Linked DNA regions of Homo sapiens: all the other regions are linked to region 1. Evidence: chromatin contacts called from ENCODE Hi-C data. All regions are on one chromosome and are shown on one strand. Each heading gives the region's core, a stretch centred on a gene start or an enhancer-like site at or near the end of the contact. The rest is flanking DNA. Distances are from core to core; before and after follow the strand shown.

Region 1 (3,017 bases), core at 298-2,797:
CACTTTAAAAACCCAGCCATTAAGTCTAGATTTTTAAACAAAGCTCTGCTTCCTGGAGGATATTCTTGTGAACAGCATCAATGCTCAGGACATTAGCAGTTACTTTTTTAAGCTGGTGATAATCTCTACTACAACTCATCTTCCAGAAACAGGAGTCATCAGCTTTGCACACCTAGACACTACCACATCCTAAACACGGTTGATGAAATAGAAATTATCAAACTTTCCCACACTACTGCACTAGTCTGAAATTCTACTTGGGGAAGGGGGAGGAGAGTGAGAGGGGAAAAACACGTATGCCTAAAGGAGTAAGCTGTGACCTCCCATGGGCACCACCCCACATCTCAACATGATGGAGCAAATGAAACTGGATGCCATCAAAATAATGAGGATTAATACCATTTTCAAAGACAATCAAAACTCCCTGGTTGGAAGGTCCCATTTTTCTTAGCACAATTTATTAGTAGCAATAGTGGCATTAGTATCCACCGTGATATTCAGGTCCTACAGGTCCCCCAAATTCTCTACCTAGAAGCCTACATAGTCGTATTTTTCCTGACTGAGAGGGCTTCCTTTCCAATCCCTACTCACTCTTAACCTTATAGTGAAGAGATAAGGCCCCAAAGACAGTGATGATGGCCAATAAGTGGCTAAAAAGAGAGCAAGAGGAACGTTTTCCTCTGAGGTCCTCTCACAAAGGAGAGGGAATTCAACCACCCCAGCTGCCCAAAGACCCTACACTGCCTCCTATATTCAGAGTGCAGCCATCTCAGAAGTTAGAGAAGGCTTCTGGAATCTCGCTGGGAACACTGGTTGAGTCCACAATGATTGCGCACAGCTTGTGAGCTCTCTAGGCACAAGGAGCATTATTTAGTCCCGACCCACGGTCAGGGGAAAAACAACTGCCCAGGCTGGGAAGAAACTGCTTTGGGAGGCATCGCTGGACAGCTCCCGTTGTAGGAAAGTTCTTCCCTCTCGCCTGCCTTTCTGCCTCTTCCACCTGCCGGCAGTCAGGCCTCTGAAGCCCCACAGAGAAATCGGTTCCCTCTTCACCGGGTGGCCCTTCAAATACGCTCAGAGAGCTGTCGTTCACCGAGTCATCTCTCCCACAAGCGTGGCTGTGGCATTCTCAACCACATTTGACATTCCATGGCACGGGGTTTCTATTCTCCCCTTTCCTGCACCCTCCCCTAATTGTGCTCTTGTCAGGGCAAGGAAGTGCACACCCATGCCCACACGTAGGCGTAGAACCCAGGGCCTGAGAGCCCAGCGCGGGAGCTTCGGGTGGCCGCCCGGCCGCATTCACTGGGAGCCGGAGCCCTGACTGGGAAGCCCCGACTCCCCGCTAGCACAGGCGGTCCCGGCCACGGCGCGCTCACCACCCTCCTCCGTCACCTGGCGCTTGTTCATCTTCTTCAGGTCCCCGAAGATATCCAAGCCGGACGCGGGGAGATGAGCCCCCACGGCGCCCGCACGCACCATAGCAGGGTCTCCGGGGACCTAGCGGCCCGCCGGCTCTGGGTGGCACAGACGGCTGCGGAGCACCTGCCGGCCCCCGCCCACCGGCCCAGCGTCCTTGCGGCCACGTGACCGGCGACTCGCTTGGGCGTCTGGGAATCGTAGTCTCGCCAGTCTTGGGCACTGGCCAGCCAGGAATGAACCTGAAGGAAGAAAACTACCACTCCCAGAATGCTGCGGGGTGGGCACCTCGGCCAGTGAAGACCCGGGGCTCCTAGGGAGGGCAGCTACAGGGCTCCGGAGCCTTGTCCGACCCTTCGGAGGGAACATCGAGCAGCGAGTGACCCCGCATACCTCGGGGGGCAACTCGGGGAAGGGACTACTCAAGAGGAGCTGAATTTCCCGACTCTGGTCAGGCGCCAAGAGGACACCTAACTCCCGCTCGCAAATCACCTAGCCGTGTATCTTGGCTATTGGATGACTGCAGCGAGGAAAGGTGGTGCCTCTACGCTGGGGCGGGCTGAGCCGAATTGGGGCGGGGCCTAAAGATGGACTGCGGTGGGCGGGGCTTGGAAGAGGCGGGACTTTTGAGGCCGCTGAATTCTGCATTTTGAGTGGTACCACTTGTATGCAAGGAAGTATCTTTGAATGCCTTGACCATAATTGGGTTGCAATAGATATTAATTAAATGAATACATAACCACCTAATTTCATACACGAGAAAGCAAAGGCCCAGAAAGGTTCATTGACATGGCCAAGGTTAAGTGGAAATGAGTGGAATATAACTCAAAGTTTTAAATTTAGAAGTCCTAGATCATCACAGTTCTGATCCTAGATTACCTTTGGTTCATTCACTCACTCGTGTATGCATTATGCATTCTTTATTGTATTTATTTATCCACAAATCTTTATGGAGCACCTACCATGCACCTGGCCTTGTTCTAGGCACTTGAGAAACATCAGTTAACAAAACAAGCAAAGATTCTTGCCCTCATGAAGCTTATATTCTACCGAAGGCAGACATAATGGATAATTTATACGGTACCTAAAGGATGGAGGTGCTATGACAACAGGAAAAGCAGATAAGTTGAATGGGGAGGTCTGGGGGAAAGGATCAGGTTGCAATTTAAAATATACCAGAAGCTGACTTACCATGAAGCTAATGAAAGGTAAGTTCTGGGACCCTTCAATTGCAAAGGTGTTTTTCCAAGGTGTGGGAGAAACTTAACCATAGAATGTGTAAAACTTTCAAAAGCAAGATATTGCAATTGCTATTGGTTAAGAGTTCTGTTTCTTTGCATTCCAACTTCACCTCCATTACATTTCCCCTCCTGTTGGAGGGACAAGGAGAATTTTGGGGATCCAGCTAAGGAGGAAACGAGTTGGAGATACATTTGGTTTGAGTTTAGTGAATTTATTTATGTGGTTCATGGTCTTTCCTGCCATCCTCGTGTAAAAAATGGCTTCTGGGAATACTGCCATCCACTGGGCCAACTCACCTGGCACCGTGGCAGGAAGTCCCACTGGAAGTGGCATCTGATATGAAAGTGTTCTGCAGC
Region 2 (3,067 bases), core at 164-2,663, 8.8 Mb after region 1:
TAGATACACAAATACTCACCATTGTGTTACACTTGCCTAAGGTATTCAGTACAGTCACATGCTATACGGGTTTGTTGCCTAGGAGCAATAGGCTATATAGCCTAGATATGTAGTAGGCTATACCATCTAGGTTTGTGTACATTTACGTACATTCTATGATGTGATGTTTGCACAACGACAAAATCATGTAACGCTTTTGTCAGAACACATCTCCATCATTAAGGAACGCATGACTGTATCTCTATTTAGCTGTAGAACCATGGATGCCACATAACCTTCAAATCTCACCATTGGCCTATGTGTCTCAGAAAAACATAAGTAAATAATTCTAATGAATATTCAGTTCATTGTTCAATGTACCTTACATTTTTAGTATCCTCCACAATATTCAAAATGACATTGGACTATTTAAAAAATCGTTATGCAAAAATCTAAAATTACCTAAGATGCAGTCACTTAACCAAGCAAAGATATCATTCAGAGTGGAATAATCAAAATGCATTTTGTATATACAAAGTCAGTGGAATCTGTTTTACTTACCACAGTTTCTTAATGATAAGGTTTTCTTAATATTGCCAATCTTTTCATTAACATGAGAGCATAATTGTTCCAGATCTGACGAGGCCATCCTTTAAGCCTCTGAAGAAAAAAACATAAACATATTCGTAACAAGAAAAGCCACACAAATTTCTGTTCACTTTCGAAATCCAAGAATGGTCAATGTCAAGTAAATCACATGTCTTTGAAGGTTAAGCACAAAAATTCAAGAGCAATTTCTTTCATTTCTACAACATTCAGTTTCTAACCACGGTACCGTACTGACTTGTCTTAGAGCCTTAGGCCATCGATGGATCCCAAACCAGGGGAAAGAGGATAAGCCTGGGTCCTTTCCTTAAGGATTCAGGAGGACAAACGCACTATTTGTATATAAAGACAACATTGGTATTTTCTTTAAACACGCAAAATAAGGACACATTTTTTAAAAATGTGTTACACTGTCAAAGAAATGGGCCCAGGTAATCATTTTTCCTGTGCTGTGAGGGGTTGGGGCTTTACAGTTTGGGATCGGTAAGGAGGCCGAGAAATGGGAAAGAACCAGTTTCCCACCCACTCCGCCGGTGAGAGAGAAGGGGAGGGTCTAAAGCATCCAACCCAGCCTCCAGCCCCGTCCTCCCCCAAGCCCGGCGCGGTCCGCGGCCCCCAGCTGCCAAGCAGCTACCTCGGGCGCTTCCAAAGGCAGGGTCCCCAACACACAGACTCCAACCTCAAGTCCGTCCGGGAGCAAAAGGCTACTCGCCGCTGGGTCTCCAGCTGCGGATACCGCAGTCTCCGTTGGAAGCCCAGGATGGTGAGACGGGACTCTGTAAGCAAAATTCAAACCGCCCGCCGCGCCCTAGCGCAGCGCAGGCGCACATCCATGCTTCCGAAGCGCAGGCTCAGCCGCTGTTCCCGGTTTGCGTCATCCGGGGCCACAGCTGGGCGGGAAGGAGGGGTGGCCGAGCCGGGGAAAGGCGGGGCGACGGCGAAGGCGGGGCTTCCGGACGAAAGGGTAACCCGGAGGTGCTCTTTCCGCGCTAACCAGTCTGGGGAGATTTCAGCAGGTCATGCAGTCTTGACCGCAGCCCAGCCAGGGACCTGGCGTCACCAAGTCCTGGTCTTTGACATTTGCTGCACCTTAGAGTCACCAGGGGCAGCTATTACAAGTCTCAGTGCCTAGAGTACACCCCAAGTCGGTGAAATCAGACACTGGGGAAATGAGGCACAAGCCTTAGTATTTATAAAAACACCCCAGAAAATTCCAAAGAGCAGCTAAGTTTGTGTGGAAGAAACAGTGACCCTGTCTTCTGGGTCTTAGACAGCCTCTGTAAGTGTTCCCGGGCCAAACCAGGGGTTGGGCTGCTTATTCTCATGATGAACTGGGAAAGAAGAGTTTATTTCGGTAACCGGGTACAGGGAAAAGGCCTGGAAAATATCGCCAAATCGATTCAAAATTACAAAGTTTTCCAGAGCTTATATACCTTCTAAACTATCTGTCTACATGTAAGTGTGCATGTGTGTAAAGACGTAAATGATTAACTGTTTCTAATCTATAACTAAGATCAGTCCTAAGGAAGGTCTTTATTTAAGTAAATTTACTTAATCTAGATGGCTGCAGGTGCCAGAGGTGATTACCCTTATCTTGTCTCCTGCTAAATCATGAAGGTTTGGGCAGTTCCTTCAGACCCCCGATAAACTTGTTTGTGGAGGTCTGGGGGAGTTTCTTCAGACCCCCAATAAAAACTTGTTTAATCTTGAACAGGTCCTGTTAAGAATTCCTTCTTTATTTTCTCATGCTTCAAGGACCAGGAAAGGCCTGGGCAAAACTCTTGGTGGGCTTTTGTTACATACCAGCCTTTCTATAAAGACACTGGCTCTTTCAGCTTTTAATATTTAACTTAACTAGTGCTGAAACAGTGGTTACGGAGGCCTGTCTGTTCAGCTGTTAGTGAGACCTGGCCTGCCACTTAAGAGCAAATATAAATTTAAAATAAGAAAAACAAAAGTTTAATTCTCCCTGTTGAAAAGGAGGGAAAAGCACCCAAGGCTGGAGTGGTGGCACCGCCAGGTTCTGTCCATCCCTTGGCTCCACTGCGCTATTATTATGCACTTGGACCTTCAGGCTGCCAGCCCCTGTCCTCAGGTCTTTCTCCCAGGCAGCAGAAACGAGCAAGAGGCATGTGTAATAGGCTTAACTGCCAACAGAACCAGCACTTTGAGAGCGTTGTGCTGGAAGCCACACCCAGTGGCTTCCATCTGCTTCTCACTGGTCACTCCCATCTGCGAAGGAGACTGAAAAAAATCTTTTGTAAAAAATGTAATCTGGACAGTTACTTTCACTCATGTCCGTATGAAGAGACCACCAAACTGGCCTTTGTGTGAGCAACAAGGCTGTTTATTTCACCTGAGTGCAGGCGGGCTGAGTCCGAAAAGACAGTCAGCTAAGGGAGATAGGGGTGGGGTCGTTTTATAAGATTTGGGTAGGTAAAGGAAAATTACAGTCAAAGGGGGTTGTTCTCTGGCAGGCAGG
Region 3 (2,938 bases), core at 300-2,799, 8.9 Mb after region 1:
AAACTCTTAGTAAATGCAAATGCGTATTTTACTGAACTGCAATTGAAAGAACCGTTATAGAAAAGAACACAAAATGACAGAATTATTAAAAGAGAAGAAAAACATTATTTCGTGGCTGAAAAGCTGAACCAGCAATTCAGGAAATGGAATTCGTATTTAGAAACATACCACATACAAAATCCGAAGTGGGTGGTTTACAAATGATTAAGGAATGCTAATTTACAGTAAATTGCGTCCTTAAGAGGGCATACACATTAGTTGTACTTATTATATGTCAGTTTGACGTAGGTACTGATTTGTTGCATGTGCTCACAAGTGTTCTATGCTCACCCCCACTTTAGAATGGGAGTATCACAGTGTCATTCTTAATTGGCTTTTAGGTATTACCACCTTGCTCTTGACTGGAAATGCAACTGTGGTTACCACCTGTGCTGCAGGTCCGTCCTGGTTCCCTGATTTGTGTTTCCTGTTCTGCCTGGATCCTGATTCTCAGAAACCAGTTACTGGACTTCTGATCCACATCCTGACCCTGGTCCACTGTGACCCTCAGACTCTTAATTATGCTCCACCAGGTCGTGCCACTGCCCCACTAGTCCATTTGATCTGCCCCCATCCTAGGATATCCTGAGTCTAAGCCCTGGTTTCTGCCAATGGCAAATAGGAAGATTTTATTAACAGGTTTTAAAAAATTATTATTATTACTGGTTATTTGGTTTGACAAGGCACTTAGGCTCCCTGAGCTTTGCCTTAGCTGGAAAATAAGGATAGTATTACTTGCTATTCTATCAACCCTGTAAGATATTTGCGGCCACGCGCGGTAGCGCACCCTGTAATTCCAACACTTTGGGAGGCCGGCGGGAGGGGCAGTGGGGAGGATCGCTTGAACCCAGGAGCAGGAGTTCCAGCCTGAGCAACATAGCGGGACCCCCTGTCTCTTCAAAATTTGTTTTTAAATTAGCAGGGCGTGGTGGCGCAGGCTTTGTAGTCCCAGATACTCTGGAGGCTGAGGCCCAGGAGGACGAGGCTGCAGGGAGCCATGATCACGCCACTGCACTCCACCCTGGGCGACAGAGCGAGACCTTGTCTCAGAAAAAATCTGTGAGGTTAAAAGGCTGTGTGTGTGAAAATATCTTGGAAATTGTAAAGAACTACACAAATATAAGGTTTTCCTGTGATTATTACCGTCATCAAGATTAACCTACAGATAGTGCAAAATTTAAGCTTCCCAAAAAATGTTCGCTAACCTTTTTCATACTTTTAGACCATTACAAGATATAAATAGCAAAGTCAACTGGAATTGTAATTAGAGCTTTGATTTTTCTTGGGCTAGAGGTTTTTTCTGCCATTCTGATGAACCCTGGAGGAAGGGAGCAAGGTCGGCGGGATTTGGCCGAGGGGCGGGGTGAGGACTGCGCAGGCTCAGCTTCTCAGCTGGAAGAGGAAGTCCCGAGTGCAGGCGTCTGCGGCCCCCATGGTGACCAGACCGACTTCCGCCCGACCCGCCCACCTCTACCGGCCCCTAATCCCGCGAGGCGCACCATGGCAACCAGACTTCTGCGTCGCGGAAGCGGGTCCCGCAGGTCGCCACGGTTGGGGGAAACGCGGCGGACGCCGCCCCCGTCCCGAAGGGGACTCGAAAATGTACAGCCAGCGGTTTGGCACCGTACAGCGGGAGGTTAAGGGCCCCACCCCCAAAGTGGTGATCGTGGTAAGCACAGGATATGTCTGCCAGACCCTACAGCTTTCTCCATCTCTCCGCACTCCAGGCCTGGCCTATCCCACTTCGGCCCCCACCCGGGGCCTTCTCGAGGGGAACGGGTGTCGCCTGATGCAGTGGGTTGAATTTTGAAAGAAGGAAGATAAGGTCGCTCACCTATCTACCCCACCTCTCACCCACTCATCTCCCTCTGTTTTCATCCTTACAGCCTTTCATCTGCCCCCAAAGTTATAATATTTAGGTTCTGTTTTTGGAGAATCACCACTAGGGATCTTAGGGTTTTTCAGTCTCCAAGACACCGGAAGGATGTCTGTCCCCCATGCAGTGGCGAGTGTGTGTTATGGAAAGGGCACCCGGCCCAGAGACAGATCTGGGGGCAGGGCGGGCCTATGATTTGGAGCTGGTCTTTCACTCCTAGGAAAATCGTCTGAGGAAGGGGAATTAGGTTGTGAGTGGTTATAGCACCCAACGCCTTTCCTGTGCCAACTCAACCAGTAACCATTGCTGGACAGAAGTGTCCCTTCAGACCTGGGAAAAACTCAGGTGCCTGCCTCTAAGGCTGGAGTGGTAGTAGGCCAGGAAAATGTGCTTGCTGCAGAATTTGATGGTTCCTGCTGAGAACCTCAGACACTATTGGTCCATACATGTAGATTTTTTTGTTTCTACAAATTAGTTTCTACCCACCAGAAAACTAACATGTAGGCAGAGTTATTGCTTGAGCCCCTGCTGTGTGCGCAGTATTGTGGGAGATACAGGGGTGGATACAATGATCCTGGAAGGTTAACTCTTTATTGAAGCCTGAGCCCTCCCTTCAAGGAGCTTATACAAGTCAAGTATCCCTTATCTGAAATGCTTGGGACCAGAGATGTCTAGGATTTCAGATTTTTTTTTTGGATTTTGGAATACTTGCATATACATAATGCAATATCTTGGGGAGGGGACCCAAGTCTAAACACAGAATTTATTTATATTTCATTACCTCGAAGGTAATTTTATTTTCCCCTTGGGGATGCTGAATAAATATGTGTTGTTTGCTTGTGTTTTGACTGTGACCCCTTACATGAGGTCAGGTGTGAAATTTTCCACTTATGTCATCATGTGGGTGCTCAAAAAGCTTCAGATTTTGGAGCATTTCAGATTTCAGATTTTCAAATTAGGGGTGCTCAACTTGTAATCCAATTGCAAAAAAAAACTTAGGTAGAATGAAACCACTAAAGGTTA

What was found. Hi-C counts contacts between places; a loop is a spot of excess contacts on that map. Pooled maps may share reads with other maps.
Region 2: a pooled map shows a loop between it and region 1 (2.7-fold over the local background). The contact joins the promoter of SKA1 here to the promoter of SEC11C in region 1. A Hi-C loop is called at or near these places in 2 of 50 pooled maps.
Region 3: a pooled map shows a loop between it and region 1 (4-fold over the local background). The contact joins the promoter of CFAP53 here to the promoter of SEC11C in region 1. A Hi-C loop is called at or near these places in 3 of 50 pooled maps.

The regions. Positions count from the first base shown.
Region 1 is chr18:59,138,414-59,141,430 of GRCh38, reverse strand. It overlaps SEC11C (SEC11 homolog C, signal peptidase complex subunit), which reads right to left and starts at 1,547. Exons shown (of 6, transcript NM_033280.4): 1 at 1,396-1,547. The coding sequence starts at 1,482. RefSeq lists silencers at 1,508-1,647, 2,068-2,117 and enhancers at 1,688-1,787, 1,868-1,957.
Region 2 is chr18:50,373,392-50,376,458 of GRCh38, reverse strand. It overlaps SKA1 (spindle and kinetochore associated complex subunit 1), which reads right to left and starts at 1,413. Exons shown (of 7, transcript NM_145060.4): 1 at 1,265-1,413; 2 at 541-639. The coding sequence starts at 628. LOC105372114 (a long non-coding RNA gene) reads left to right here and starts at 1,581. Exons shown (of 3, transcript XR_935466.3): 1 at 1,581-1,864. RefSeq lists a silencer at 2,626-2,920.
Region 3 is chr18:50,265,106-50,268,043 of GRCh38, reverse strand. CFAP53 (cilia and flagella associated protein 53) reads left to right here and starts at 1,549. Exons shown (of 8, transcript NM_145020.5): 1 at 1,549-1,708. The coding sequence starts at 1,640. It also overlaps a transcript of MBD1 not described here. RefSeq lists enhancers at 1,584-1,653, 1,824-1,953, 1,300-2,145.